Regions from separate parts of the Mus musculus genome. Here region 1 is linked to region 2. The links are chromatin loops, found by intact Hi-C in ENCODE. Cell type or tissue: heart. All regions are shown on one strand. Each heading gives the region's core, and the rest is flanking DNA. Links, peaks and the distances in the headings are about the cores only.

Region 1 (15,362 bases), core at 3,709-11,708, 50 kb before region 2:
GAGGAGCCCTCCTTTGTGTTGTTGTTAGGGTTGTCCAAGAGTCTTTCAAAACATAAGTTATTGCTATTGCCCTTGTTGTCCCCCCTAGAAGTGGACAGTAAGTCCCTTTTGCTCAAGACACTATGCATTTCAGACACAGGGTCCAGAGGACCTGAACTGGATCTGACCTGAAAGCCTCCTTCCTGAGGACTGGCTTTCGTGGTGCCAGAAGGTGCCGTGTAGCCTTCCAAAGGATGGAAGCAGCCAGTGCTCAGCTGTGGTGTCACCACAACAATGACCTGCATGGCATGATAACCTTAAGATGGTGCAGGAGGTAACCAACAGCTATCTAGTCAAATGTAAGGCACACCCAACAAGAAGGAAATCATGCCTGGTACGGATAACTTAGCCAAGCATCCTATGAGGGCTAGTGAAGTCATGGATCTTGGAGGAGAACCTACAGCTGTCCCTTTACTCGCCAGCACAATTTCTAACAACATTCTAAATACTTACCCTTATGCCCCAGAGAAGTGTAGTCCCCACCCACATCAAGGATGCTTACCTCAGTAATAAAGACCATTACAGGAAACGACAGCCCACAAAAATGCAGAGTTGTGGAGTCAAGTCCCACCTGACAACACAACTCTTGCACCTAAGGCTCAGGGATCATTGCAGACAAGGAGGCAGGAAGACTGTAGGGGAGCCAGAGGAACAGGAAGTTGTTGGTGAGATTGTGTCTCCCAGAAGTGTCAGAGAAGCTACACCAGTAAGTCTTACCATCATGGCTGCCTAAACATGACCCGAACAAGGACAAAACCACTGGGATAGGCCACCCCCAAGTCAGCTTTAGTGTTTCATAGCAGAGTATAACGGAGTTGAGGTCTTGAAGACAACTTCTGGAGTCGGATAGTCTGGAAGGAGGAGGAAGAAGAGATGAGCCAAGTGTAAGAGATCTGAAGAGATGCCAAGACCCAACGGAGAGTTGGGACTATGAGTTTGGGGCTAGAAAGATGGCATGCACAGCCAGCAGAATGGGGGACATTGCGGACTTGAGTTTGATCCCAAGGACCCACATTAAAAAAAAAAAAAGCAGGTGTGGTGGTCCATGCTTGGAACTCACTGCTGGGGAGGTAGAAACAGGTGAAACCTGAGGCTTGTTGGCTAGCAGTCTGGCCAAATTAACAAGCTCCAGGTGCCCTGTCTCAAAAAGAAAACACAACAGCAGTGAGGATCAACTAAGAAAGACACCTGAGGTTGACATCTGGCCTCTGCGGGTATAAGTGCACATCTGTGTACATACCTGTCCACACTGTATGCACACATGAACATGTGTGTACTCATTCATGCATGTGCACACATATACACACATCTGCATGCATGCAGACACACTAACACACATACACATGTTTGCACATATTTACACACACACACACACACACACACACACACACACACCACACACGCACACAGTGGCTCGAGCTTGTATATCTGAGCAGAGGCAACAGATGATAAGATTGGCTCTTGGTAGCATTTGACCAGTTAGATGTGGTTGAAAGACAAGACAAGAGAGAGAAGTTAGGGCAGAGTGGGTGTGTGGGAGGGATGTTAAAAAAAAAAAGAAGAAAATGTACCAAAGGGCTAACAAAAACAGTGGCTACAGCATGTAATTCAGTTATTTGTGCTGAAGCACAGAACACAGTCCCTCAACCCAGACAAACAGGTGTCATAGGAGAAGGGCAGGAGGCTGTTAATTGATGTAGATTTCTGGACAGAGATGCTCCAGGGTGTGGCCAGGGGTAGATGGCAGAAGTGGCCTGTCAGGGAAGGCCTATGGATGGAGGACAGAACCAGGTAAAATGGCGGGAGTAGGGCCTCTGTTCTCCTTCACAACATTATGTTTTAGGCTAGTATGTTTCCATAAGGCCTAAGTGCTTTAGCTGTCCTGTGGGATGCAGAGGCAGGTATAGGGCAGCATCGTGGAAGACTCCTGCCCATTTGCTTAAGGATGGAAAAAAGCCCGAGTTCCTGACTCTTTTAGGAGATTTGACAGTGGGTATAATTTATGGTAATATTTCATCTGTTTGTATTTTACTTTTTAGTCATTCCATTGTTTGCAATTTAGTTAGTGTATTGGCTCTGGGAAATGTATTTATTGTCATCATCACTGTCGTCGTCATCATCATCATCATTGTCATGAAGATCATCATCTTTTGGGGTTTTCAAGACAGATTCTCTATGTAGATCAGGCTGGTCTTGAACTCAGAGATCAACCTGACCCTGTTTACCCACTGCTGGGATTAAAGGCATGGGCCACCATGCTGGGTGGGCAATGCACTTAAAGCTCTCTTTTGCTTTCTTTAAAGGGGTAGGAAGGGGTGTGCATGTTATACATTTCCCTAGATAATGGAGTAGTAACAAAAACAACTAAAACTTGTAAAGCCGATTTGAGCATTTCCCAGTCTGCGGAAAGCAGTGGAAATGGGCTTGAATTCTGTGCATTTCCATGTATTTCCACTTAAAGTCTCATTTGCCACATGCCATGTTTCCCCTTTTACTTTAAACTGGAGGCACCCTTCGTCTGCTAAGTGAAGAGTAAAACAAATGATGGAGTCATCATTTTCTATGATGTATCAAGTAGTGAGGACACATAAGAGAATAATCGTGTTTCTTGCTCTCAGAGAGCTTCCAACTGAGTTGCAGAAGCAGCACGCAAGCACAAAACCATGGAGGGGATCGATCATACAGGGTTGAAGCAAGCAGGCGTAATAGGACCAGAAGACACATGCAAGGGGCCAGCGGGCAGGCCTTTACAGAAAGCGGTGAAGTCTGAAGGATAAAAACAGTAGAGAGGAAAGTAACAGGCGACAGCTTGGGCATCACCACACCCTTGCTCTGCACCTTCCGTCTTGCCTTTTTGCCTCAATTTCTCAACCTCGAGGAGGCGGTCTGTGTTACCGCCTGTTCTGTCAGCCGACAAAACTGATTGCAAAGCTCTTTGCAAATGAGGCCTGGTCCTCCCGACGTGTGTGGGAGTAACAGTCACACACTTCGAAGGCGTGTGGAGTTTTAGTTTAATAAGGTTTTATTTCTTTTGTTTAGGTTTATCAAGTAAGATGTTAAAAACAACCACATGGGCACATATTAGCACCCCCCATTTCCTAATGAGAGATGAAGAAACTTTAAGCAAAGTTTACATTAGGAATATCATTTCCATGACTTTGTGTCCTTTTGTATTTCCTTTTTTTTTTAAAGATTTATTTATTTATTTTATGTATATGAGTACACTGTAGCTGTACTCATCATGAGCCATCATGTGGTTGGTGGTTGCTGGGAACTGAATCCCAGCTCTCTCTCCGGCTGGTCCTACTCACTCTGGTCAACCCCGCTCTCTCTGGCCTAAGTGTGTGTAAATAGACTGTAGCTGTCTTCAGACACATCAGAAGAAGGCATCAGGTCTCATTATGGATGGTTGTGAGCCACCATGTGGTTGCTGGGATTTGAACTCAGGACCTTCGGGAGAGCAGTCAGTGCTCTTAACCGCTGAGCCATCTCTCCAGCCCTTGTATTTCTTTATTTTGTTGAGAGAAGATCACAGAGAGTAAGGAGCCACTACAGAAAGAATCCAAACCTTCGAGGAAAGTATTCTGTGACTCTGCCTCTTGACGAAGGCATCCTTCAGGAAGGTCAGTGGGGATTAATTGTAGGTTGACAGATGACCACTTTAGGGGAAGCCCAGGTTGGCATCAGCTAACTTTGGAAGTAATAGGTCAGAGTTCACTGTTTTCCAGACATGAGGAAATAGGAGCTAGTCATTGAAACCTTACATTAATTGTTTTGAGAATCTGAATGCTGTTCATCAGGCAAGGAAGCTTGTACCCAGACTTGGTAATCAATGCAAGTCCTTATGCAAGCAATGCCCTTCTCCATCCCATGTTTCATGGTGCTTTTGTGCATATGTGTGTGTGTGTGTGTGTGTGTGTGTGTGTGTGTGTACTTGCCTCAGGTGCCAAAGGCTCTGAGGTAATTTTAGCTCCTGCAGCTCTTTAGTGATGACAGAAATTGGACTAGAGGTCCTTAGGTCTCCCCAGCCTTGATTCTGCTGAGAATACCTGTCTGGACTTTGCTCCTAGCATCCTCTCTGCTCTAAGATAGCAGTAAGGTACTCTACTGTGGTGTGGGATGTGTGGGAAACAATGTTTCTGACTGTAAGGAACCCTGTTTTCTTGAACATATCTGCTTTCCTATGGGTCCCATCCCTTCTGGGACAGTGAGGGCTTTCTCCCACTTCCATGTCCTTTCTGGGATGGTGAGGGCTTTCCTCCACTTCCATTCAGTACGGAGCTAGAGCTTAAGAGATAGAAGAAGGGGCTGGAGAGATGGCTCAGTGGTATCTGCTCTTCCAGAGGTCCTGAATTCAATTCCTAGCAACCATGTGGTGACTCATAACCGTCTGTAATGGGATCTGATGCACTCTTCTGGGGTGTATGAAGACAGCTACAGTATTCTCATATACATAAAAAAAAACTTTAAAAAGAAGAGTTTTTTTTGTTTGTTTTTTTGTTTGTTTTTTAAAGAGTCAGCAGAAGATATGGCAGTAAGAGGAGAGTGACAGAAAGATGAAGACAGTGTGAATGGTATCTGTGGAGAAGCATAGAATCAGCCAGTAGCTAATGCTCAAAAGGACCAATGCCCACCTCTACCCCAGTCTAAACTATTCAGATGGCAATGTCTTCAAGGGACACGGGATCCAAAAAATCAGTAGGAGCTGCTGCTGCCCCAAAGGGAGAGGTAGAGACCCCATGCATTAGATGTTTGCTATGGTGTAACAACCCCCAAGGTTCACCATGGGTGAGGTCACATGGGTGAGATCACAGTGCAAGCCTGCTTCTGCTCTCCTCCACAGATTTTCCCTATTTTTGGCACCCAGCATGGTATCTGGAGCGTAATGGCGTCAGATAAATGTTTCTGGGATGAATAGTTGGATGAATGGGTGTAGATGCCAACTCCTTAACTCTGGCCTAGTTGAAGGGCCTATGACCTGGAATCATTCTAGAAAGGATGTGACATCCCAGAGATGATGTATGGCCTGTTTGTAACTTTCTTATAATGACAATAAATATTGTCTTCCCAGATAGACAACAGGCCCTTGACCTGGGATGCTTGGAAGAGCTTCTAGGTGTGTGTGGATCTTATGAAATGGTTTGTCAAGTCAGGATTGCCTAGGGAGAAAAGTCAGATGAAAAGTATTACCTTGGTTGGGCCCAGTCTTCCCGTGCTACCTGGGGCCACTGAGCATGACAGCAATCTCTAAGGCAATTTCTGCTACAGATCTTGGACCCTGGAGCCCACCCCTAACCTCTTCTTACCCATCACCAGCACTTCCTCTAGAAAGAGAGAAACGGGATCCCAAGGTGGTCTGGTCTTTGAGCTTGCGTGTTCTCAGCAAGCGGAGGCCTGCTCTGTGATATCTGCGGGATCCTGTCTCATGCCTGACGCAGGCACACTCCTCCCGGCTGAACTATAAGAGAAGCGACAGAGGACAGAGCTGCCTTTGCTCTACTGTGGGTCAGCAGACACTGACGCTTAAGGTCAAAGGAACAACCGGGCCAAGGGTCAGAGGACTTAGGGAGATGAGTCCTCTGGCACCCGTACACTCGTGTGGTTGTTTCTCATCTGTAAAGCTGGGCTGGTACTAATTACATCCTCTTACTGGACTGTGGAGCTAAAACCGCAGAGCTTCTGTGGAAGGCTTTGTGCAGATTTTATCTTTTTTTTTTTTAATTTAAGACAGGAAGATGTTTGATTATAACTGGTAGTTTTCCTTCAACTACAACAAACTCATGGAAACAGTTTTGCAGCCTTTGAGAATGACACTCTGTATTTGCTGATGGGTACTTACTGCCCAGGTGGTAGTGTTGAGCAGATGTCCATTCATGGACACGTTTATCCATTATCCTGAAGACGTTCTGAACTGAATCTGATACGTGACCTTGGGAGACGTGGATCACACAGCCTGCCAGGTCTGCCGGGCCCCACGTTTCCAGGCTGTGCAGATCAGCTTTGCCTTCATCATGCCCTGGGGAAAACCCCTGGTGTGGCATGTTGGGATGTTTCTGAACAGGGGTGTAACCACCCTCGGTGTAAGGTGTGTGGAGACACAGCAAGGCATGACTGTCAGCTGCAGGGTCTGTTACACAGGTGGGTGGGTCTCACCTCGAGCTCTGACTCTGTTGCAGGAGGTGCCAACCATGATGCTGTTGGCCCTGAAAGCGTACACTGAGAACCACGGCACTAGAAACACCTTCCTTGACTGAAGGGCCTTAGAATTATTTCTTCTGAGAAATGGGCGTGGTGTCGGCATGATTGGCGTTAATTGTGTTGCTAACTCCGGTTTCCCCCCTCCCTTTGCTTCAGAACTCAGAATTCACATCTGTGGCTCAGGTTTAACACAGCTTACACTGTTCGTGTTTTAACTCGTTCTCCTGTTTCATTACCCCCATTCTGATTTCCACATGTTTATTGTAATTTTATCACATATACTCCTGGATGTTGAGTCTATTTTGTGGAATTTAGTGGTTATTAGGAAATATTACTTCTGACAGCATCCTTTCCCAGAGCATTTGGGTTTTACCTTAACACTAAACTCTTGAATGTTTTGTATTGCTGGATTAACTACGGGCAGCGGTTTCCTCTGAAGTGTTGGTTTATTAATAGCAAGCAGTTAGCGAAAGAATGGAGAAGAAAAAATTGTGACTAGAACTTATTTTAAAAAGTCACAGAGATCATAGCAGAAAAACCTATTTCTCCATATATAGCATTATATATTTTTCTATATATATTTTTCTCTCTCCTCCCTCCCCAATTAAAAATTGTCTAAGATTTGAAGTGTTTCGAATGCTAACATGATTCCACAAGTTGAAAAGATTCTACCTGGTTTCATGTGATGGGCTGTAGTTGAAATACAGGTGTGCTCAAAATTTTGTACAAAATTATCCCAGGCTCTGTTTCAAGGTATGCCTGGAACATGTATGTTTAGACTTGGGTCCCAGACCTAAAACATCTCATTAAGTATATTAAGTATATTAAATATTCCAATATCTAAAAACCTCTCCTGGCATTTAAAATACTTTTGGTCCTCAGCCTTTCTGAGTGGAGATATTTGACCTGAATATTTCCCTGAACAGACAGTCCTATATATACAAGGAACCATCTTTGGCTGTTGGTGGAGAGAGGGGCAGGGTGGTGATAACATGAAGAAGAAACTACCCACAGTGGTTGCCAGACTCCGTAGGCATGGGAGTCAGCTGAGGAGTTTGTCAACTGGGATGCTGGTTTCTGAGGCTTGATGTGGGGGTGGGATGGGGAGTGGGGTGAGGGGTGGAGGGAGTCCTCATCCTTAATCGCTCCTGGGAGAATCTGGAGGAGGGGCGCTGGTTTGGGCAAAGTTTGGCAGTCCTTAATCCCTAAGTGTTGGGGACAAGAATAAAAGGCCCAGGCTGTGTTGGAAACTTTCTTGTTTAGAGTTTTCCACCGAGTTTGCAGAAATCAAATAGTGTCATGTGCATGGTGGTGTTATTCATATTACTCAGCCTTAGCTGCAAAACGTTACTCCCGATGTTAGATATCCCTTGGCGGTTTGTAGCTGTGCTTTTGACTCCCCATGTCCCTTGGCCACCCCTCTCCCATCCTCCTCCTTCACATTGCCTCCTCCCCCTCCTCTGTGTCTTGCCCTTTCTTCTGCTTTCAGCTTAGGGAGGGGACTTCGCCAGTCTTGTCTGAGAACAATTCTGAGAAGGAAGTTATTTTGAAAAATGTGTTGGGTTCTCCCTGAGGCCGTCCCTCCTCAGGACTGTGAAGTAGCTAGCAGTTCCCGTGACCTTTGCACCTTTGCTCAGCCTGGGGTGCTGACACCTGGCCAGCTGTGGGAAGTTGGGCAGGAGCAGGAGCTGTGTGCCCTGCAGTCTGGGAAGGTCCGGTTTCCCTTTGCATGGCTGTCTCTGGCTTTCTTTTCACCCACCTGGTGATGGAGCCAGACTGAAGGAACATCTGTAGTAATTGATAAGAGACTGAGAGTATGAGATTACATCCCTCTGAGATTTACTTGGGTTTAGAACTCCTCGAGGCCAGTTTTCCTTTAAAAGTCACATCTCTTGCATAAATGCACATTTTAAAAGAGATGTGGAATTACAGAGGTCACACAGAGTTCCATACCCTCCAACTCTTTCCTCGAGGACTAGTGTCCTGTGTGGCGTGCCTCACAGTCAATGAACCATTAATGGCACTTGTGCTAATTAAATTCCATGGTTTCTCTGCCTTCTTATATTTTACTTTAATGTCTTATTTCTGGGTCAGAATCCCCCTAGTAACTGAGAGTTACTACAGTTTCTCAGACTTTCCTTGGTTTGGGTGTGCTTCCCAACTTAGGAAATACTAGCCAGGCGTTTTGTACAGTGACTTGATTTGGTTTGTCTGGTGTTTCTCTTGGATCTAGAGTTTGGGAAGGAAGACTGAAGGTGCTGAGTGACAGATCTGATGGCATTAGTGTGTGCTAGTTAATGTATTGCCCTGTATATACATACATACACACACATGGTGAATGAACACAGGTCGTCACTGATGGGAGTCTTGCTCCCCTGGCTGAGGTTTGTCAGACATTTCTTATAGTTAACCCCTCCCATCTATATTGTAGTCTTCGAAAGGAAGCCGCTATGCTCAGCCCACACTTAGGCTGTGGAAACTATGTTTCACTTCCTTGAGGGGGTGTTCAGAAATAAGTTATTTAGAATTCTAATCTTGTGCCCTTATTTATTCAGTCAGCATTTGTGTGTGTGTATTTGTGTGCATATATGTGTATGTGCATGTGTGAGTGTGCTGTCACCTGTGAGTACAAGCATGAGTGTGCATGTGGATACACATGCATGTGGAACCTAGAGACCGGTGTACCATGTCTTCCTCCATCCACCTTGTATATTGAGGCAGATCTCTCCTTAAGGCCTGAGTTCACCAGTTCATATAGTTCTACTGAGCTAGCTGGTTCCAGGGGATCCCCTTGTCTCTGGCTCTTGAATGCTGGGGTTACAGGTGTGCTTCATGCCCACCAGGCATTTTTGTGGGTGCTAGGGATCTGAACTCCAGTCTTCATGCTTGGCAGGCCATCTCTCAAGCCCCTATTCAGCCATTTGTACCATTATAGACTTTTAGTTTTACACGTTGCCAGTGTTGACCTGGGGAGCTTTCCCAGTCAGCTTCCTTGACTCTCAGTGACATGCCTGTCCTCACTGTGGGAGTGTAGTTTGTTTTTTTAAGCACTTGTTTATTTTCTCTGCTTCCATCTTTGTGTAGGTGCTGGTGATGAAGTCAGGTTATCAGGTTCAAGTTGACATTGATATTTTTGATCCATCTTAATCATCTATTTCTTCAAGGAACCTTAGTTTTTTTGTTTTTTGTTTTATTGGAGAATGGTGTTCAAAGCCAAGTTAGGTCCACAGGTAGTGGTGGCACACACCTTTAATTCAAGCACTCGGGAGGCAGAAGCAGGTAGAGCTCTGTGAGTTCGAGACCAGCCTAGTCTACAGAGTTAGTTCTAGGACAGCTGGGGCTACACAGAGAAGCCCTGTCTCAAAACAAACCAACCAACCAGAGAGAGAGAGAGAGAGAGAGAGAGAGAGAGAGAGAGAGAGGAAGGAAGGAAGAGAGAATGAAAGAAAGGAAGAAAGAAAGAAAGAGGAAGAAAGAAAGAAAGAAAGAAAGAAAGAAAGAAAAAAAGGAAGAAAGAAAGAAAGAAAGAGAGAGAGAGAGAGAAAGAGAGGGAGGAAGGAAGGAAGGAAGGAAGGAAGGAAGGAAGGAAGAAGGAAGGAAGGAAGGAGGAAGGAAGGAAGGAAGGAAGGAAGGAAGGAAGGAAGGAAGGAAGGAAGGAAGAAGTCAAGTTTCAGATGCTAAGTGCCCTCTTGTTATTGGGCGATCCTGCTTGTAAGTTTTCTCAACTAACAGACTAAAGAAGTTGATGTCTTCTAACTCTTGTATATGTGCTCATGTATTAAGAATTTCTGTGTGTGTCTATCTGCAATTGATTTGTGTTCTATGTGAGTTCATACTGATGTCTCTAACTCTAGTGTGGTGCCTCATGGATCCTTCTAGCCTTTGCCCCTTGTCTGGATGAGACTCTTCTTCCTGGCTCTCATTACCCTTCATCTGCTCACTTCTTAAACTGCCAAGAAGTATTTCCCAAGAAAGAACTCCCCAGCTACTGTTCAGAACTTGCATTACATCCCACTCAGTTTCTCTCCGAGTCTCTACATTGTCCTAAAGTTGCTTAGGCCAGGCTGCCCCCCTCTCTTGCTTCAGTGACACTGTTCATACATTTTAGTAATTGGTTTTCATTTGGACTCTGCCTTCTGTATTCTACCCAGGGACTCTTGATGTCCTGAATTTAATTATAAAAAAAGCATAAGTGTGTGTGTGTGTGTCATGTGTGTGCATGTGAGTGTGTTATGTGTCTTCCATGGTGCTCATGTGGAGGCCAGAATCATGAGGAGTTGGCGGTCTCATTCCACCTTTACGTAGGTGCTGGGGATCAAATTGGGTCATCAGGCTTGCGTAGAAATCATCTTTACTCACTGACTCCTCTCACAGATCTTCCCAGATTTAGTTTTAATCGACTACGATTCATTTCACGGTGCTGTGAAGTTGTGCAGATTTTGACGAGTACTAGCATTAGCTATATCAATACAGGTCGACGTCGATATTAACAAGCAAATAAACGAGACAGGAAAACTTGATGAAACTTCCTGTGTGAAAAACATTAAGTGACAAGGTTTATTAAAAAGTCACAGGCATGTTTGGGTTCCAGTCACAGAGTGGTAGGGATGGTAGCCAGGCCTTAAAATCCAAACTAGTTCAACCTGCCACTGACCTACTAAGTCACTCACCTGTGGATGGCTGTGCCTCATCGAAAGATGACACACGATTTCAGTCTGAAGGTGGCTGTAAAGATAAGAGAAAGAATTGTGTGTGGCCCATGGGAGACACAGAGCCCAGCAGACACTGTTCTTTCTCTCCTGCGGGACCTGCTCCCTCCCATTTTCTCATGGTCCCCAAGCCATTGTTCTTTAAACTGGTAGAATCCCTTGTCTGTTGTTGAGTTCAACAACAGTTTTGCAGCCCAGCTGTCCTGTGGATCGCTCTAACATCTTTCTCCCTTTGGCCTGGCTTACTTTTAGGTTTCAACCCTCATTTCTCTCTCGGGCAAGCATTTCTGCTGAAACAACCTCCTAATACAGTCAGTATATTTGAAAACCAGTCACCCCAAACTAGCTCCCCTTCTTAGAATCTTCCAGGTAAACCTTTTAACCTTTCAGATACTGGAGCCCTTTCAAGCCTCCTGCCCTTTGCCACCCAGTTCTCTTCGTTTTCTATTCAGCACTCACTCTGGTCTCCTACAGTCCAGTCTGCCCTTTCCCCCCACCCCCAGGCTTAGCCTTTAAACTATTGCTTAAGGATTTTTGCTAGGCTTTTTTTTTTTTTTTTGAAATTGACTTTTCATCTGTTAACCTGGTGTCAGAAACCCTTAGCCCAACACTTCTAAATTTATCTTCTGACATCATTAAACTACACAGTTTAATATTCCTTGCTGCATAAAGGAACCTCTCCCTCCCCAGGCCTGCCGGAGATGAGGTGGGCGTTATGAATAAAGTCTCCCTTTTGCCTCCACTTCCCACGTCTAACAGTCCCTTTAAAGTCATCTTCCCTCTCCACTGTGGCGCTTGGAGGTTCCCAGTATTGAACTTTCTCCAAGGTTGCTCATCACAGACTTCCCACCTCCCGAGGGTCTCCTCCGGTTCTCTCTTCTTCCTTCTCTCTGGGTCTGTTTTCCCTTCCTTTCCTGTCGCCCCTCCTGAGGGGTTTGATGTATGTAAAGGGTTACCTTTTCCCAAGTGGTCGCCCAGCCTTATCTTCACTCCACATTTTGCCTTTATTTCTAACTTCTTACCAATTGTTTCTATTTCAGGAGTTCTGTGTCCAAACTTAGACTCATTTCCTTCCCTCTGAATCCTGCTCTTTCCCTCAGAGCTCCGTCATGATTAATGGAAAGTGTTCCAAAAAGTGTTTTCTTCTTCTTCTTCTTCCATTTTGTTTGTTTGTTTTCTGTAAAGGGCAGAGATTTTTGGCTTGGTGGACCATACCATCTTTGTCATCACTGTAGTCCCATGTTACCTAATGATGGGCTACATCCTGAGGAATTCCTCATTCTGCATTTTTGTCATAGAAGGTCATAAAAGGCAATTTTAACACAGATCTTGGTGGTGAGGTTCCTCACTGAGTCTGCCCTGATGCTATCAGGAGACCTGAGAATGGGTGAGCCATGCAGCAGCTGTAACATGGCAGGCTGCCGTACAGTGAGGTTGTTTTTGCTAAGTATGACTGTATTTTCAAATAATGACAAGCATTCTTATAGGAACTTATAAGCCAGTACTCATTGTCTGTTATCAAGTGTTATGTGTAGGACGTAATTGCACATGCTGCACTCTTCTGTCCCTGACAGCTCAGAGGGGTTGTTTACCCCAGTATTGCTACAGCCCCATAATTCCATGTGCAGAGACATCACCATCCCTAAGATATAACTGACTGATAGGAACTCTTAGCTTCAACATTACCTGATAGGACCATGGCCATAGCAGCAGTCTATCCCTGGAGAATTGTCATCATATGGTCCCTGACTGTATATGGTCCCTGACTATAATGATGGCTCTGGTTAGATGATCTGAGACTTACAAAGGCATGACTGTGTTTTAATAAAACTTTATTTACAAAAAAAAATGACGGTCTGATGAAATTGGCTCTGGGGTACTGTTTAGTGACTTTTCGACTTGGTCACGCAACCTAAGGTGACATCCTTTTGACCTTTTTCTCTTGCTGTTCTTGTTAGATGGTTTTCATTAATTACATTATTCCAAAATTATCTATATTTCTAGACTGTAAGTTGCTGTTCCCTGGTTTAGTAGACAACCTGCCCCTCTGCCCAGTGGTCTCTATCATTTTACCAGGTGCAGAACCCCAGGTTTCTCCTTGGCCTTCATTGTGGGCTAAGTCACCTGGATGCAGCTGTTTCTGATTCTCTGTGAATGCTCTTCCAGCCTCCCACCCTACTGCCTGCTCTCAAGCTGGTTCTGTCTTCTCTCCACAGGCCACCGACTCAGAGTGGTCTCACCTTCCACTCGTAACGTGCCTTCAGGTCTCAGTGTAGATGCCACTTCTCAGGGAGACATTCTGGTGGCTCAGAGCACTCGATTCTCTTGGTCTGAGCAGCACTTGTCATGTGGATGCCACCTGCTCAGTTGTGATCTGTGTCTCTCCTCTTTCACCCGAGCTTCCAGAGTGGCTTAGGTTAGCCTAGTGGATACGTAGTCAACAGAGGCAATCAAATTCTTTTTTTCTAGCCCCGTTCGTTCCCATGGAGCCTCTGGCTCAGTCAGTGACTCAGTCAGTTTGGGACTAAGATTGGTCCTTGATCCCAGACATGCCACCCTCTTTACCTGGTACTTCAAAGTGGCTGGATAGTCTCCCTCCTGGGTATTATTTCTTCCTAAACTCCCATTTTGTTGCGGACTTCCTTCATTCAGATTAGCACACTAGAAAAGTTCTTTAATGTGTGCCCGTCACCACCACTTTCTGTCTACTTCCCATACCGACTTCTTTGTATAAAGGTCTGACACGTAAGGATGATGCTGTGGCTTTGTTGGTTGAAGCCCCCCAGTACTCCCTGTCACCCCAGGGTCAGGGCCAGCCTCTAATATGTCATCAGACCATATTGGTCCTCAGCCTGTGTTTCTGACCTTACGTGAACAACCTGCATTTAACCATGTGTCACCCCGCACCCTGACCGCTGCACTGTTCCTGCCTGCTCTTCCCCATCCACCTTGAAAACAGCTGGCAGGATTTCTAGGCGTGGTCTCATCCCTTGTAGGGTTTTCATCTCTCCCTCTAGAAGATCAAAGGGAGTAAAGATGTCATAAAATGGCTATTGAGATAGATGCTTGGGTTTGATGCTTGTAATGTGCCTTGGGATCAAGTCTTCCAAAGATAGTCCAGTGGGTGAGCCATTAACCAGAGAGGCATGTGAAATACCTTGAAATGCTTAGAGTTTTCTCTGTATGGTTTGTACTTAATCTTGCTTGATTTTGCTGGGCCTTCACCTCCTTCCTCCATTTCAAATGGGCAATGAGAATCAATAGTATAGAATAATTCTGGGATTATTTATATCAATTTAAAATACCCAATTTGTCAGTTTAAACTGTTAGAGTGGGCCAGGGAACAAAAGAATAATTATTTCGTGGTGACTAAGATACTTCTGTTCTGCAAAGGTATCTAGATTCTTCCTAGTCTAATATTTCTTCTTTCCTGAAGCAAGTTCTGTAAAACAAAACAAAACAAAACGAGAGGTCCAGTCCTGAACCCATAAAGGTGGTTAATAAAAGAGGGGTACACTCTGGGTCCCTGGAATAGGAGGAATCATAGGTACAGTCCCCCTTCCACCAGGGCCACAGAGACGCCCCTTTCCTCTTTCATCTCATTTGGGAGGGCCCTACCCAGCAGAAAGGAGAAGTGATGGGCTCCTGCAGAAGTGCTCTTTGTAGGAGATCTGCAGTATGGAGGAGAGTGCATAAGGCAAGTGGGGCTCCCCTCTCCCACCTCAGCATGTGCTCTGGAGTGAGCTCTCAGGGTGGCTAACTGGAGCAGAGTATCAACCTGACACTATTTCTGGATTCAGGAGAGGAGATGGCATTCTTTAGAACTTGACCTAGTCTTTGAGGTGCTCCATCATAAGCAGTGACTGTCCAGGTACCATTATTTAGCGGCAGGGGGGCCTGAGTCAGCCCCACATGTGGCAAGCACACAACACATTCCCCCAGCAGAAAGTTTCAGAGAGAAAAGGGGCAGACCAGGCAAACACTATGTGCCTGCGCACTTCTGTTGTCTCTGCAGTGCTTGGACTCATAGGCGCCGAAAGCACACGGAGACCCAAGGCTGAAAAGCTACCTGAAATCAACCGTAAGAACTCTGACTGGTTTAAGATGAAAGAAAGCACCACGGTACCTGAACGGCTCCCCACATCTCACAAATCTCAGCAGGGATCTACCTTCTCCCTAGCTCCTGCTCCCATCAGGAGCACAGAACCGGGCTGTCAGGTTGACTCCTCTCCCACCGTTTTTGGCATTGAGGAGGCAAGACCAGGGTGGGAAGAGGGTAACAAGCACCCTCAGGTGATGATGACATAAATCTTGCTAGGACTTCCAGGGAGCCAGTGACGTGGCGACCTCATGTACAGGCTGGCATTGGGTTGACCAGCAAACATACAGACCGGTGGGGCCCCGTGCTAGAGTACC
Region 2 (15,362 bases), core at 2,507-10,506:
TAACATGCAGATTCTTGGTCACACCTCGAATGGGCTCACTGAGAGGTTGAGTCTCAGGATCTCTGGTCACTGGCAGACACATTACAGTAAGCTGGGAGCTTATTGAAGGCCCTGCTCTTTACAAGTGTGTACACACATGAGCATGTGCACACACACACACAGGAGCTCCTGTGCTTTCTCTTATTCACACTCCATACACATTTCTGATGGACAAGGTGTGTATGCACCAAGCATTTGTTTTCCAGGCTACAAAGGGTGTTGGTGTGAAGCTGCCTACATCTCTGGGTGAAAATGTGTTAGAGTGTAAGGTTCACAGATGGCTCCAGTGGCAGGCTCCTTCTCAGCATCATTGTGCTGTCAGGATGGCCCTTAGGAAACAAGAAGTCCCTTTGGAGTATAGCATCCAGGGACACAGGAATGAGATAAGAGCTCTTGAAATTGCATTTTATAGTTTTTAATAGCACTTAAGTATAATCCACAGAGACACTATTCATGGTAGTCAGACAGTCTCTGATACAGATGTCGTCGGGAGGATGCAAACCCATAACATTTAGGTCTTGCCTGCAAGAGTGTTGTCATCTTGCAGGGCTAAAGGCAAAAATACACAGGTAACTGAATGCACACACACAGAGTGTAAAGGCTGCACAGAGCACTCCCTCAGCACGGGAGAGCATTAGAACTGAGGAGAGACACAGGAAGAACTGGAAAGAGTGTGATGGGCTGTGAAGCTCTGCAGAGGCCTGAGGGTGAGGAAGTACTTTGTGAGGTTTAGTTTTGGGAAGGTGAGAAGCCATGGCAGGTGAGTGTGTGGTAAGTAGAAGCCCAGCAGGAGATGGGCATTAAGCAATGAGCACACCACAAGTTTGAGACTGTCTTTTAGAAGGGGATGCTGGGCTAGGTTTGGAAACTAAACAGCTTCCTTGTCTTAGTTAATTTTCTATTGCTGTGATAAGATGCTGTTATTGAAGCAACTTAGAGAACAGTTTATTTGGGGCTTACAGCTTCAGAGGCTTAGAGTCTGTCTTAGTTAGGCAGCAATGTGGCAGTATACCGGCAGGCATGGTGCAGAAGGAGCTGAGAGATCTACATCTTCATATGAAGGCTAATAGCAGAATACTGGCTTCTGGGCAGCTAGGATGAGGGTCTTCAATTCCATGCCCATGGTGACATACCTATTCCAACAAGGCCACGTCTTCTAATAGTGCCACTCCCTGGGCCAAGCATATATAAACCATGACAGAGTCCTTGATCATTATGGTGGGGAGCATGGCAGCAGGCAGGTAGGCATGGTGCTGGAGCAGTAGCTGGGAGAGTTGAGACATGACCATGAGGCAGAGAGAGAGAGAGAGAGAGAGAGAGAGAGAGAGAGAGAGCACACGTGCATGGGAGAGTGAGATATCAAAGCCCACACCCACTGACATACCTCTTTCAACAAGGACACACCCCCTAATCCTTCCCAAACAGCGCTATCATCTGGGGACCAAATAGTCATTGAGCCCCTTGCTTTCTCCTTTGAGCCAGCACAGGTCCTAAATGAAAGGCCACACGTGCCACATTTAGGAATTTAAGCCTATTATCCTTGATCCCAGGTCCAGGAACTTAGCAAAACTGAGTGATTTTTTTTTTTTTTCATCTAAGGCAGTCCCCATGTCGTCCTCTTTCTGGAGAGGCTACCCTTGACCCCCAGGCCAATAGAAAGCAGCCCATGGAGCAACTGGGATAGTTTCATTTGTGTGTTGTTGTAGTTGTTGTTCAGGGAAGGTTTACATATCCCTGCCTCTGCATGCACCCACACTGCCACTCTGACACAGTCCCTGTTGTGCTGGTCTGTGCCAGCCCCTTCCATGAAAACATCCAAACAGACGAAACTGTGATCATCTTAGTTACTGATTCTGATGACAGTTCTCAAGCTGCCAGGCGCATGGCTGAGATAAAGCTTACAGATTGCACCCACCCGAAGCTGTAGAAGCAAGACTGGACAGATCCCTCCACCCACACTGCCTTGCATGAGGGGGTCTCCTCTGAATAGCCCTTCAACTGGGGGAAAGCCTCTTTTGTTTCACATAGCAGTTTATTCTGTGTGGAGCCCAGTTGTGTTTTGTGTTTGCTGCAGATAGGGAAGGGTGACAGTCCCCTGTCGCTCATCCTGTTAGGTGGAGAGTCTGTAGCTTATTTTAAAGTAGTTTCTGTTCAGAATGTCTTCTCTTCAGTGGCCGTGTGAAGCAATCCATACCTTTGTCAACAGAGGAATTTTATCAGAAGAAAACATGGAAAGTTTTTGTGTGACAGTATTGGACTCTTTCCCTTCTGGTGAGTCAGGGCATGATCCTGATGGAAGTGGATGAGGAAGTGGGGACGTGCAGGCCCTTGTTGGGGACGTGCGGGTCCTTGTGGAGAGCAGAGGCAGCTTCCCTCTGGAAGTCTCATTTTATGGCCGGACCTCAGAACCCACCTTTGCTCTGATGTGAGCAGACAGTGCTGTTTATGACGGACTCTTCCCAAAGGTCGATTGATACATGATCAGTGCAATTTTGACATCTGTGTTCATCTCTAAGTTGGCCCTGACACACTAAGTCTTTCAGAGGCAGGTCTCAGTTTGGATAAGGGAGACATTTCGGTGTCTGTGAGGCACGGAAGATAGTCCAGTCCCTACTGGTGTGGTTCTGGGAGTCAGTGGTTACCTACATGACTAAATTGTTGTTAAAAATGTCTTTCTTTTTTTTTCCCCTTTTCTACCTTGCTTTTTCTATGTGCCTTTAAACCTCTTTGGAGAAGGAGGCAGACCAGCTTTCAGAAGCTATGGTTTCATCCTTTTATTGCTTAGATATTTTAAGAGACCCTGAATGGGGTGGTTCATGTCCCATTGTGGTATTCAAGGCCAAAGGTTAAAACTGTTCTCTTTTTACTTTTAAACACAGGGTCTCATGTCAGCTAAGCGAGCTCTCTCCCACCGAGCTGTGTTCCCAGCCTTCTTTTTACCTTTTTGGACATAAGGTCTGGCTAAACTGCCTCTGCTGGCCTTGAACTCCTTCTACTGCTCAGGCAGGCCTTGAACTTTTGCTCATTATAACAGATTGAGAGGACACAAAACCATAAAATTTAGTTCTGACCTGCAAGACATTAAAAAAAAAATCTTTAAGAACAAAAGGCACACAAAATACACAGGCAGCTGAATGTGTGCAAGAGTTTGAGGGGGGGGGGCATGGTTGCCTGCCCCAGCAGCCCTAGGAACCCTTGGGGTTCAAGGAGGTCTGTGCCACCAAATTTGACTAAAACAAGGTTCTTAAAGGGAGCAGAGCTAAAGCAAGATGGAATTATCTCTTAATTATTTTAGAACCCACCCCTCCAGTTTTACAGGAGTTTCCAGTTAGTCTGGGGGATTGATGGAAACACAGAAAGCCATATTCCTTGTGGGTCACATGAAGCCGCTCCTATTTTCTTGTTCAGTACAAATACTAGACTGAAGGCAAGCGTGAGGGCCAGGAAGAGCACCGTCGTCTCTGTGTCCTTGCATCGGGTAACTCTGTTTACATTAAGTCTGTAAGCTTTGAGTGACAGCTCAGATAGGAGCTTGGAGAACCGAGTCAACTCTGTTTCTCACGGCACATGGTAGCTGTTTGTAAATGCTTGACATTCAGAGGGCCCGAGTTCCTCTGTTGTTTTTGATCTCTGTCATCAAAGATGAAGTTGAATATTTTTTCAAGGCAGTCTGTACAATAGCTTAGTGCCTCCTTCCAGAACAAAGGCAAGTGGTCACACCCAGAGTTGCTCCTTGCAGAGCCTCTGGGGTCCTGGAATGTGTGTCCCCTGGACTCTGCCACAGTTGACTAGCTACAGTGACAGTTGCTACAGTCAGGGCTATGTCCGTTAATTAGGAACTTGATAATGAGGCTAACAAGATTCATCCGAAAGAGGCCAGGAAAATGAAAAGGCTGTGCTTGTGTGCTGGAACTATGAATAGAGAAAGAATCGGTGTCATTTGGATTATTTTTTAAGACATTGAAATGTTACATCTTATGCTGTGCTTTCTTGTTTAATGAGAAGTTTTATAAAAAAAAACCAACAACCTTATTCTATATATTTTGGCTCAAATAATCTTATATTTGTGGGAATTTAAAACTCAGTATAGGTTTTATTGCTTCCTTTCCATGCATAAACGAAGAGTAGACACACTCTCTTACTTTTCTGCTACCTTTACGTTCAGTCTGTGTGTCTTAGCCAGGCAGTATTCAGTTGAATTCTATGGAACCAATGTAATGACATATTTCTTCTCTCAATAGGAAAAAAAAAACCCACTAGATTCTTTAAGAAAAAAAAAAAGTTCCCACGGAAGTTATTGTTCAAATGAAAGAGAACTGCTTCTTTAGATTTGAATAGACATTTTTGTCTGATGAAGAACTACTAAATACATGCTCAATGTGCCTAGGAATTAGGGAAGTACTAATTAAGAACATGCTATGACAGTGCCATAACACAAGACGATGACGATACTCACAACACCAAATCTTCCTGAGACTGGGACGTGCTAGACTTTTTCACAGCGAGGTTGCAATAAAACAAAAACAAAAACAAAAACAAAACAAAACAAATCAAAAAAACCGGTACAGCCATGGTTTCTCCAGGAGCAAGCAGAGATCTGCCCCATGAACTGGCAATTCTTGTCTTAGAGGAATGAAAGCAAATCTCCTTGAATTAGAAACTGCCAAGCCGTGGTGCGCTTCGGAACTAGAATGAGTGTGAGCTCAGCATCCGTAGCATCTTCTTCAGGGAGTTCCAGGTGGGCGCTGAGACAGTACTCGGCCCTTCTCTTCTCAGACCCTCTGCACTAAACACTATTTACATGATAAGCAAATGTTGTCCCCTGCTATGCAATAAATACAGATACCATACCAATATATTCTTCTGGTGAAACCGGCCTGTTTCCATTATGCGGTCACATCTGGTCCATCGTAGTAGTATTTTCAGGTATTCAGGTGCTCTGCATTTCTTGTGCTTAGTGTTTTGCTTTGAATTAGATCAAGAATCTTCCTACCAGTATATTTTACTAATTCCATTCCCCTTGTCTCTGCTGGTTTGTAGAAGAGAAGCTCTCTGTGAAAGGTTATGCATGGAATCCTGACATGTCTGCAATGAATTCTAAGGTTCAGTACTGCAGGCCCCACTTAGAGCAGTGGAATGGGCTTAGTTAGTCTGCCTCTTTCTCCTGACTTATATGCAAGTGTTTGGTTGTAAATTTTTGTCTTTTGAAGTCTTGTTAGCTATCATTGCTACCTTTCTCTATCTTTGTTTATATCTACCTACATATTTATCATTTTAGATCACCATTTTTAAGGCACATGGATCTCTGAGGACCTTCTTCCTCATTTTGAAGTGTTTACAGAGTAAAGGTCATCTTGACTTCACCCTCATTCTTTGAAGCTAGTTTCGCTAGTTACAAAGACTCTTAGGAATGAGGAAAAAAAAGAACACCAACCCCCCCCCCCCAATCACTTAGCTCAGCCTTTTCTGTTTCTAGGGAACTCTAGTGGTAACTCAGCTCAGAGGCAACAAGTAACTGGTATAGGGTTCCTTATGCCCACAAGATAGCTTCGTCCAGAGTATTGCCTCTGTTCAACGTTGTAACTTCATACCAGGACTCTCAACGTTTGTCCTTTTATCCAATGGGATTAGGGTTTCTCTTGCTATGATAAAACACCATGACCAAAAGCAACTTGGGGAGGAAAGGATTATTTCATCCAGGGAAGTCAGGGCAGGAACTCAAAGCAGTAACCCAGAGACGGACTGAAGCAGAGGCCATGGAGGAGTGTTGCTTACTGGCTTGGTCCTCAAGGCTTGTCCAGCCTGCTTTCTTATACTATCCTGTACAGCCTTCCCAAGGCTAGCTCTGCTGCCAGTGAGTTGGGCCCACCCACACTAATCTCTTCTTACACTTGTAAGTGGTCCTGAGCTTTGAGCATGTAAGGTGCTTCATGTCTCTTGCATAGTTTGTTTTTCCAAATAGGAAGTAGTATATCCCTGCTCTGCTCTGGGGTCAATGACCTCTCCAGCCTTGGGTAGCTGGCTAGGTTGAGGACTAGACATGAGTTCCCTTGGACCTTACTTAAGTTCAATTTAGACAGCTGTTGCTTGCGTCCAAGGTGCTACTATTGCACCTCCGGGCCTATCTTGCTGCACTGTCATAGGCTTTACAGGTAAGTAGGACTACTGACTGCTTTTCTCCTTTGTCAGCTTGTGCAGCCCCTTCAGATGCCACGAGAGCTGAAGTTCTCAAAGCTCCTACTCAGTGCCATAGATTAAGTTAAGGTAATAATAGAGAAAGACCCTTTTCAATTAACTTTAGTTGGATCCATTTCTGGTAGCACTGAATAAAGAACACTGGGTCACAGAGGAGGGAGTTTCATCCAAACACCTATTTTCATTAGAAGTTAAAAGCCCCCATCAAACCTTTATTTATACCACAAACCCAAGATACAAGCATGCTTAATTCTTAAAATCTTTTAAACTTAATCTGGTTATTGTTTCATTCAAGGAATAATCTAATTGTTAAGCGACAGCAAAAGCCCCAGTTCGGCAACCAAGATGTATGCTTTTAATTTTTTTAGCCTCTCAGAGGGAGTGACCAAATAATATAAATGACATTGGATTAAAGGAAGCATCTATTTGCCTGTTCTTTTTTTTTTAATGATGATGATGATGATAAAGAAGAAGAAGAAGAAGAAGAAGAAGAAGAAGAAGAAGAAGAAGAAGAAGAAGAAGAAGAAGAAGAAGAAGAAGAAGAAAAGTAACTCATGTTTAAATCTCTCACGAGTGTTGCAGGGAGTTGACTGTGATCTCCCTACTTTCAATGTAAGGCTTTGCATCAGTTTGACTCCAGTGAACAGGGTAGGTTGTTTTTTTTGTTTTTTTGTTTTTGTTTGTTTTTTTTTGTTTTTTTAGTCATGGTGGGTCAGCCATGGGAGGCAGTGAAGTTGGAGAAGTGGAATTTCCAGCAGTGGAACTGGAGAAGGAAGTGACTTGGCAGCTGTCTCCATGGCTCATGCCCAGTAGGGTTCTCTAAATCCTCTGCCCAGAACTTAGGAGCTCGGAAAGGACTTTAGGAAGCCACCAGTGGAAAAGGAGAGGGGTGGGGGGCGGGGGGGGGGGAATGAAAGGGAAATGGAATAAGCCAAACGAAGGGGCAGGAAACACATGTTTATCTGGAAAAGATTTGGGTTGGATACTTTGTTTGTGTAAGAATCTTTTTTGTGTGTGAGGAAGGAAGACCAACCTGGGGTTGGAGGCTGAGGTGGGGGTGGAACGAGTCCCTAAGCTTCAAGTAAAAGAGAGAAACAGATTCTAGGCAAGAGAAGCCTAGCTTCCACGGGAGGGCTGTGCTCAGACTCTCGAGTCATGTCTGTTGCGATATGTACTTGTTGGATAAGAGATGATGGGTCCCTGGTAGCTTCAGTATTAATACTAGCCATTAAAGAAAAATGTGGAGAGACTGGGGTGAGGGCTAAAAAGCAGTTAGGGCAGCACTTCAGGGCGTGTGTGACACCATTAATTTAAGACTGTGTCTATGTCATGTATGTACTTGGCATGTTTGCGAAGGCATTTGGTGGCTATTTGTATAGTAAGGATTAGGATGACTTTATTTTTTTTTAATTTTATATCTTTATCTGTTTTCATTTTATGTTTGCCTACACATGTGTCTGTTTGTCTAGTGTGTGCCTGATCTCTGTTTAGGCAGAGGAGGACATCAGATCCCTTGTAACAGGGCTTACAGGAGGCTGGAAGCTACTGTGTGGGTGCTGGGAATCTCCAACCGTATAGGTGTTGTTTAGACAACCTCCTCCTCTCCCCCTTTTAAGACAGTATCTCACTATGTAGCTCTGGCTGTCCTGGAATTCACTATGTAGATCAGGCTGGCCTGCCTCTGCCTCCCTAGTGCTGGGATTAAAGATGTGTGCCACCAAACCTGGCTTTAGGGTAATTTTTTTTAATAGTCTTTGAATCGTGTGCATTTCCCATAGTGATATCTTTCTAAACAAGAACGACAACAATGAACAAAGTGTGATTCACTTCTATACAATGTTTAAAAAGTTGTCAGGACAGGAGTTTGTGAAGGGTCATCCTCTCTCAGTGAAGTTTTGTAACAAAAGACAAGAAAAATACCCAGATAATTGAAAAATGTTTACATTTTGAGCAAATAAAACCAGCATAGGGTAATCTAACTTGAGCCCAAGATGACGTACTATGCTATTTTGAGAACTTTCTAGATAAAATAATACTGAGAGTAACAGTGAGATGTGCCCCTAAATGAGCCATTCCAGACTTGATGGAAGAGAAACTTTCCCATGTCATTCTGAAACCTAGTGGTAATCCAGTGAAGAATTTTCTTTTTCAAATAGGAAGGCCAGAGAAGGGGTAATGGCACATTTACTTATGGGTGAGATAAATTCAGGGAAAATGAAGTATTTATAGAATCACAATAAGAAGGTAGGAAATTTTAATATTTTTTTATGACAAGAACCGTAGGATTCTTACACTTGGTAATAAAAGACAGAAGGTAATGTATATGGTTCAATCATTTGTGCAGAAGCAGTGTGTATCATAGTCATTGAAAGTTATCTTTGGGAAAATATTCTAGTTAAAGTCCATTTCACAAAGAGTTTAAAGAAGCATATAGAATATGCACATAAATTATATATAATATATGCACATATACCATATGTATATATAATATACCACATATATGTGTGTGAATATATGACTATATATCACATACCTGTGATATATATAATATATGTAATAGAAAAATATAAAGAAATCAGGAGTAAGCTAGCAATTTGTTCCTGGATTTTCTGGATATATTCCCTTTTACCAGAAAGAAACTGGAACTGCTGGTTAGTTAGTGAACTTCCAGTGGCATGTGCCAGCCAGAGAGCAGAAACCTAATTTCTTCATCTCTCCTCATTACATTGTGATTCCCCACAACGTGTGGAGCCTCAGATGCCCAGCATGGAAACCTGTTAGTAGTGCATACTTTGTGGGCTCCCTTTCCCTCTGTATCTTGTTCCTGCAGTCTTCTCTTGTTCTGGGAATTCTTTCCCAAGTGACCTCCAGTTGCCTCTTGATACTTGCAAGAGGTTATTGGCTTTAGGATTCCTCACAGATATCAAAGTCGAGGTAACAACTAAGTCTCTGTATATGAAATGCATAGTATTTGCATATCATGTATATTTTAAATAACCTCTATATTACTCATAATATTAAATACAATGCAAATATGATGTACTTGCTATGCTATGATGCAAGAGTGTGTGCTTGTTCAATAGTGATGCATTTAAGAAAGTCTTCTTGATCTGAGGTTGCTTGAATTTGAGTATTTGGAAAGTACAGGGCTGATGGCACTTGCCATTTAAGTCCTGGTCTCGAGCTCTGTGCCTATGATGGTAGATACTGACAGAACAAAGCAAGAACAAGCAAACAGCCAGCAAAGGCTCTGAAGACATCACCGGGAATCTTTGGATGACTCCAAGGATAAAGGAACTGTTACTGCTGAGGACAGTGACAGTGTTGAGGGAAGTTCAGTCTGATAAATGTCAAGTTTTACGAAACTTAGAGATATAGTGAGGGGAGGGATGCTAAGTAGCCACAGAGAAGATGTAGCTAGAGTGTACATTTGGGGGTCGTCAGTCTCTAAGCAACTGTGAGAAGCCAAGGGAACGGAGCAAGTATGAGTTGCTACAGAGATGAATGGGCATCCAGAGAGCCCAGAAGTCTGATCTCCCATGAAGGAGACTGAGACCTGTACAATGAGAGCAACTGGGGGTGAGGGTGGAGCAGAGCTTCTTCTACAAGGCCTGAGAGGCACGGGCTTGTACTTTGGAGTTGTGTTAGATCCCTGAAGTGAGGAAGGAAAGGAGATGAGGAGGAGGAGGGGTTAGGAGGTGAGGGTGTCTTCTCAACCCTGGCGAGAGGTTTTCCTCATGGCTCTTAATAGAACTTTGGTGCCGTTCCGGATTGCCACAGTTAGTTAAGTTCTGACCTGCTTCCTGCTACCAAGGAATGCTTCGATGACAGCGAGTCCCCTCGCCAGTGCAGCTCAGGAGAGACAGTCCCGTAACAAGCTAGCTGCTTCTCCATCCTCCCTTTGCACTGGTAGCCGGCCTGTCTGGCTCTCAGCCTGCTGAGTCTTTGTCGTTCTCGGAGGGAGGCGGGTCCTTTGGAGACCTGGATGCAGCTTCCTGAGAGCCAGCGTTAGACAAGGAGTCCAATGGCATCATCTGAATCTGGAAGTTGCTGTGGGTCGTACAGTTAAACTCCTTTGGATGACTTAGAAGACTCTGTGCTTTTCAATACCTCTGCTGGGGCTTTGCTGCCATTTAAAAAGGCATAGACTTCCGTGCCATGTTGGGCATTGGCAGTGATGGAAGTTCCTGGAACTTGGACACTACCTTAATTCAGCAAATTCGCATCCCTCTCCTCTAAGCAATTGTTAGACTCAGCAGCACCTTTATGCAGCACACCGGAGGACAACATATGCATCTCCCATGATTCCTTCTTCGCTTACCTCCTACCGAAGGCTCCCACCCAGGGTGGTATATACTTGTAAAGACTCACTTAAATGTGTGCTTTGTACACATCTAGCCTGTCTCTGTTCATACCAGCATTGCTTCAAGCAAGGATCACCCATCTTCATGTGCATCGTGTTTCCTGTAAAGAGCCCTGTGATCAGACAGTGGCTTATTCTGTGAGTGTAGTAACATGGTGGAAAGTGCTCCTGTTTTGTCCCATTCCCTTCCAGAGATGTGTCGTGGGAGCATCCGGGACATTTGGTTAATTGGCCAACCCTAAGGTTTCCTGGTTTGTTTTACTCATGATTGTTTTCTCCCATCTACTACAAATGATAAAAAACAACTTTCTCAATAGAATAAAAAAAGAGAGATAGAGCGAGAGAAAGACATGGGTTCATGGGTTGGTGTCACTCTGTAGTTTGACGGCAGAAACCAGAATCTGGCCTCTTCTCTGATGTCACTGACTGCCTGACCCCACTTAACCTTCCTGTTAGTTTCTGAGTTTCCAGAAAATGTATTACTTCCCAGAGATATCAGGAAACTCCGAGAACGAAGAGCACACAGAGAAAGAAAGTTAGGAAACGTGAGCGAGCATTGCTCTCGCCCCTTGGCAGAACGCACCCAAAGCATTTTTCAAATAAAACCTCACATCAGCTTAGTGAGACAAACAACTTCTGAGGGCGCCGACGTTACCTTTTTTGAGGTAAAGTTAAAGCTGATTTAAAGAGAGATCAGAGCTCCATGTTGCCTCGGTGGAGCCTCACGTGATGTAAATTTTAGTGCACAACAGCTTTTTGCAAATGAGCCCTAACTGTGGGGATTACATGGTAGTTCCTAGGCGTAAGAAGCCTACAGTTCTCAAAACCGTATGCAGATTAGCAGTCAGGTTTGCGACACTTGAAATCTTGTCAAGGTTCCTTTTTATGACATTGACAGACTTGCCCTGCACCCTATCCAGGTAATGGCTGCTCATGGTCAGCCCCTGGAGGGACATATCAGGGCTGCAAGGCTGCTGACCCCTGGAGACTGGAATGTGCATTTCCTAGCCAGGGCTCGGAGCCAACTTCCTATTTATTTAGGAGGCCCTGGGCACTTGGGAGCCAAGCAGAGCTTGTGATGCAAGTTTTAGCTGCAAAGCATGTTGGGGTTGCCCAACGTGTCTGACTGAAATATGATTTGAAAGATTTCTCAAAGCCCAGGTGGCGTGAGCCGCAGTCACGATTAGGTAGTCTTTTATAGCCCTTTAAATTCTGACCTAAGTAAACAGAAAACCAGGCCAAGCAATGAGGAAGCTCTGCAGGTCTGCAGTGGGAGAGTTCCCTCTCCCCTTCCTGTTCATAGCATCAGTCAAGAGGATGTCACTGGGGGTAACACAAACCCCAAAGTTTTGTGTCCAGATGTCTTGCGGATTCCCGGGTGTGTATGTGGGGCGTGCATGTGTGTGTTCACAGGCACATTTGCTTTTGAAACAGAAAGGTACACATAGGAAAGGATACAGGAAAGGGTGAGTGGCCTGCAGGCAGAGTCCCTGTGTGCTCAGGACCTGCAGAGAAGCCTGGCTCAGGGGGCTGATGCTTAGATGAGAGTGGGATCCGCTCTCAGGCTGCTGTGATGCAACTGGAGAGCATTTTACCTGCCTGAGGATTTGGTGAAGGCTGCTGAGTTCTGAAGCAGGTAGGATAAAGATGAGTCTAGTTGGAAAACACAGAGGTATTCTGGGGAGGATGGAAGACCGGAGCAGCATAGAGGACAGAAACAGATTCGGCTTAGATTCCCTGGTTAGAAGGAATCTAGAAAGTTCAGAGTTCATGCTACTGCTCTGCAGACTGCCGCCGAGCAAGCAAAAAGGATTTAATTCATGAAATATTAAAAATGCAGGCAAGCTGACCTTTTAGCCCATCTTTGTAGTATTAAAGGAGTAAATGAATAGGTTCTCGGTAATTAGACTCCTACAGAGAATTTAATTTGTGTGTAGGTATGGTAAGTGTTTAGCAATTCAATGCACATCCTGCTTTGGCCACCACTGAGCGGTGTCTCAGGCTGATGATCACACAAGTGGCAGTGCCTAAGCCTCACAGTTATCATCTGCCACCCGGGGAACCTTGGAGCCTGTTCACTAGGGGTTCCTGAGAGACTTTTGGTAGCATAATGGGAAAGGGAAGGGCAGTGGGGTGACTTCTGTCCTCGTGTAGCCGTTGCCCAACATTGTAGATGGAGATGCAGAACCTGGCAGAAATATTGATTCTATAACGCATTATCCTCCGCGGGCACAGGACAGCGCTCTGTTTTATCTTCTTGAGACAGAAGACATGAGAGAGAAGTGAATTAGGTAGTACAACAGAGACTGCAAACTCCTTCCCAAAAACAGCTGTAAGTTTTACCTGTGTCTGGGCCTCTGAGTTCAATGGCCTTTTATCCAGATTCACTTTGGCTCTTCTTGCATATTCTTCGGGCTTCCTAATATAGACTCTAATTCCCCCTCTGTCTTTTATTAGTGGATGTTAGCGTATGAAACAGGGTTTCCTTATGCCATTTCCATGCGTGAATATAAGAAACTTGGATGAACTGATCCCTTCTGTGACCCATGCTCATCGATAGTAGTGTCCCCTTTGCTTCCAAGTGCGTCTAGATTATTGTCAATGTAAGAACTTTTAAAATTGAGGGTCTCGCTTTGTTACCCAGATGGTCCTCAGTGCTCTGGGCTCAAGCAGCCCTCCTGCTTCAGCCTCCTGCATACTGGGGCTATAGGTGTACCATAGCACCTAGCTGACCCAGGTTCTCCTGGAGCAGATTGCAGTACGTATACCTGGATAGACTGTATGTTCTTGCTTACTGGCATATTTTTATATAAAACCAAAGATCCTTCAAGTGGTTTCCTGAATGTAAGAAAATACACATTTACACTTTGAAAGATATTAGTCCTCACCGCCAAATATCTCTGAAATAGCTTCCGTCTTTAGTGCTATGGATTGATGCTTCGTGCTGAGTGTTTTGAATGTGCTCTTTGTTGCCCCTTCCTGGACAGAGCTAGGAAGGCAGTGCTGCCTGCTTGGTACATGGGAGTGCTGAGGCTTTGTACCGAGAACATACCATAAGTCCTGGACATTCAGGATCCCAGTTTATCCTTCCACCAACCACTGTCAGGTGCACACACAAGTCTCTTCATATTTATGAATTTAGGAAGTAGAGCAAAATTTAGTTTTGTTCTTAAGTGACTGTCTTACATAGGATTCGATACCTTGACATGTTTACTGGCTAGCTGCGAAGTTTTTAAATTGTCTTTTATAATCTCAGCCTTATTTTTATGAGATTGTTCACTTGTTTTCCTTATTGGGTCCTTCGAGTTCCTCCCTCCTTCCCTCCTCCCCTCCCTCCCGCCTCTTCATTCCCTAGGGTCTAGGGTGTTCTAGCCAGGTGCTTTCCCATCAAGTTGTAGCTCTAGTCCTCTTTTAAACTTTTTATCTGGAAACAGGATCTCACTAAACAGCCCAGATTAGGTTTGAATTCACCAAATACCCTAGGCTGGTCTTGAACTTGTGACCTTCCTGGCTCAAGCTCCCAGTTAGCTAGATTTCAGGCCTGTTCCACTATGACAGGCTGATTTCTACATGTCTTATGTAGTAACCCTCTCCCTTGTATGGCAAACCCCTTTTCTCTTCAGTTTGTTTCTATCAACTCTTTGTGTGCTTTGCCAAACAGAACTTTATATATCTAATTGTGAATCCGTTCATCTTTTAAGGCCTGAGTGGTTGGCTACCCTTCTTCCATCATAGGAGTATAATATTTTCTATGCTTTCTTATGTTTCTATAATTCCTCAATAACATTTATTTGTGATTGACTCCATTGGGTTTTGTCACTTTGACACAAACCTAGACATATCGAGGAAGAGGGAATCATAATTGAAAAAAACAATGCCTCCGTAAGGCAAGTTTCTAGAGCATTTTTTTTTTTGATTAATGGTTGATGTGGGAGGGCCCAGTCCACTGTGGGTGGGGCCATTCCTAGACAAGTGGTTTTAGATGGTATAAGAAAGCAGACTGAGCAAGTCATGAGAAGCAAGCCAGTAAGCATCATTCCTCCATGGCCTCCGCTTCAACTCCTGCCTCCAGGTTCTTCTAGTGTTTGAGTTCCCGCCCTGGCTTCCCTCAGGGATAGAGCGTGCCCTGAGAGTTATTAGCTGAAGTAAACCATTTTCTTCCCAAGTTGCTTTCTTTGTCATGGTGTTTTATCACACTAATAGACACCCTAAGTAAAATCATTTTAGATACTGAGAACAGTTACAGCCAGATTGCAAACCCTTGTGTTTTGCTACACAGAGGGTGATGTAGTTAATAATCTTGTATTATATTAATCACATTGCTGTAAGAAAGGGTTTGGAATGTTCCCATCATGAAGAAATGATAACCGTTCGAGATGATGGGTAATCTGCTCATGCTGTGTTGAGCAGCTCCTCAGGAATAGACAGATATATTGAAGCATGGTTCTGCACTCTATACAGCCTGTCAGTCCTCTAGCCTAGATTATAAAATTATTAATTTATTTTCACATAGGTTCTTACATGTTCTTTATAGCAGTGATTTATTTCAGAAGCATCCTGGGAACGTAAGCTGGCTTTAATCGTCACGTTTCTGCACGTGTTGGGGAAAGCCTAGTATAATGGCATGCAAAACATCCACTATCCTTAGATGCTGCACAGTGTGCAAGGAATTCAGTTAGGAGCCACTATTTTTATATATCAGTTTAGAAAAAATCGAACCCACCCACTTTTACCTAATCCAGATTAACATCGGAGGGTCTGTGCC

The links. Peaks named below come from ENCODE experiments on the same cell type or tissue, not always from the same donor. Only the 100,000 strongest peaks of a DNase experiment are listed, where the experiment ranks them.
Region 1: a loop joins it to region 2, with 2.3 times the contacts of the local background. A loop is called at or near these places in 7 of 42 quality-filtered maps.

The regions. Positions count from the first base shown.
Region 1 is chr12:73,625,189-73,640,550 of GRCm38, forward strand. The region is part of intron 1 of Prkch (protein kinase C, eta); the gene reads left to right. Among named protein-coding and RNA genes, the nearest start is that of Prkch, 48 kb to the left of the region's middle. In heart, for the core only: no CTCF peak of the experiment used is centred there; a DNase peak (open chromatin) is centred at 7,703.
Region 2 is chr12:73,675,942-73,691,303 of GRCm38, forward strand. All of the region lies in intron 2 of Prkch (protein kinase C, eta), which reads left to right. Among named protein-coding and RNA genes, the nearest start is that of Gm34189, 99 kb to the right of the region's middle. In heart, for the core only: no CTCF peak of the experiment used is centred there; DNase peaks (open chromatin) are centred at 3,719, 7,210, 7,290 and 10,189; H3K27ac peaks cover 1,811 bases.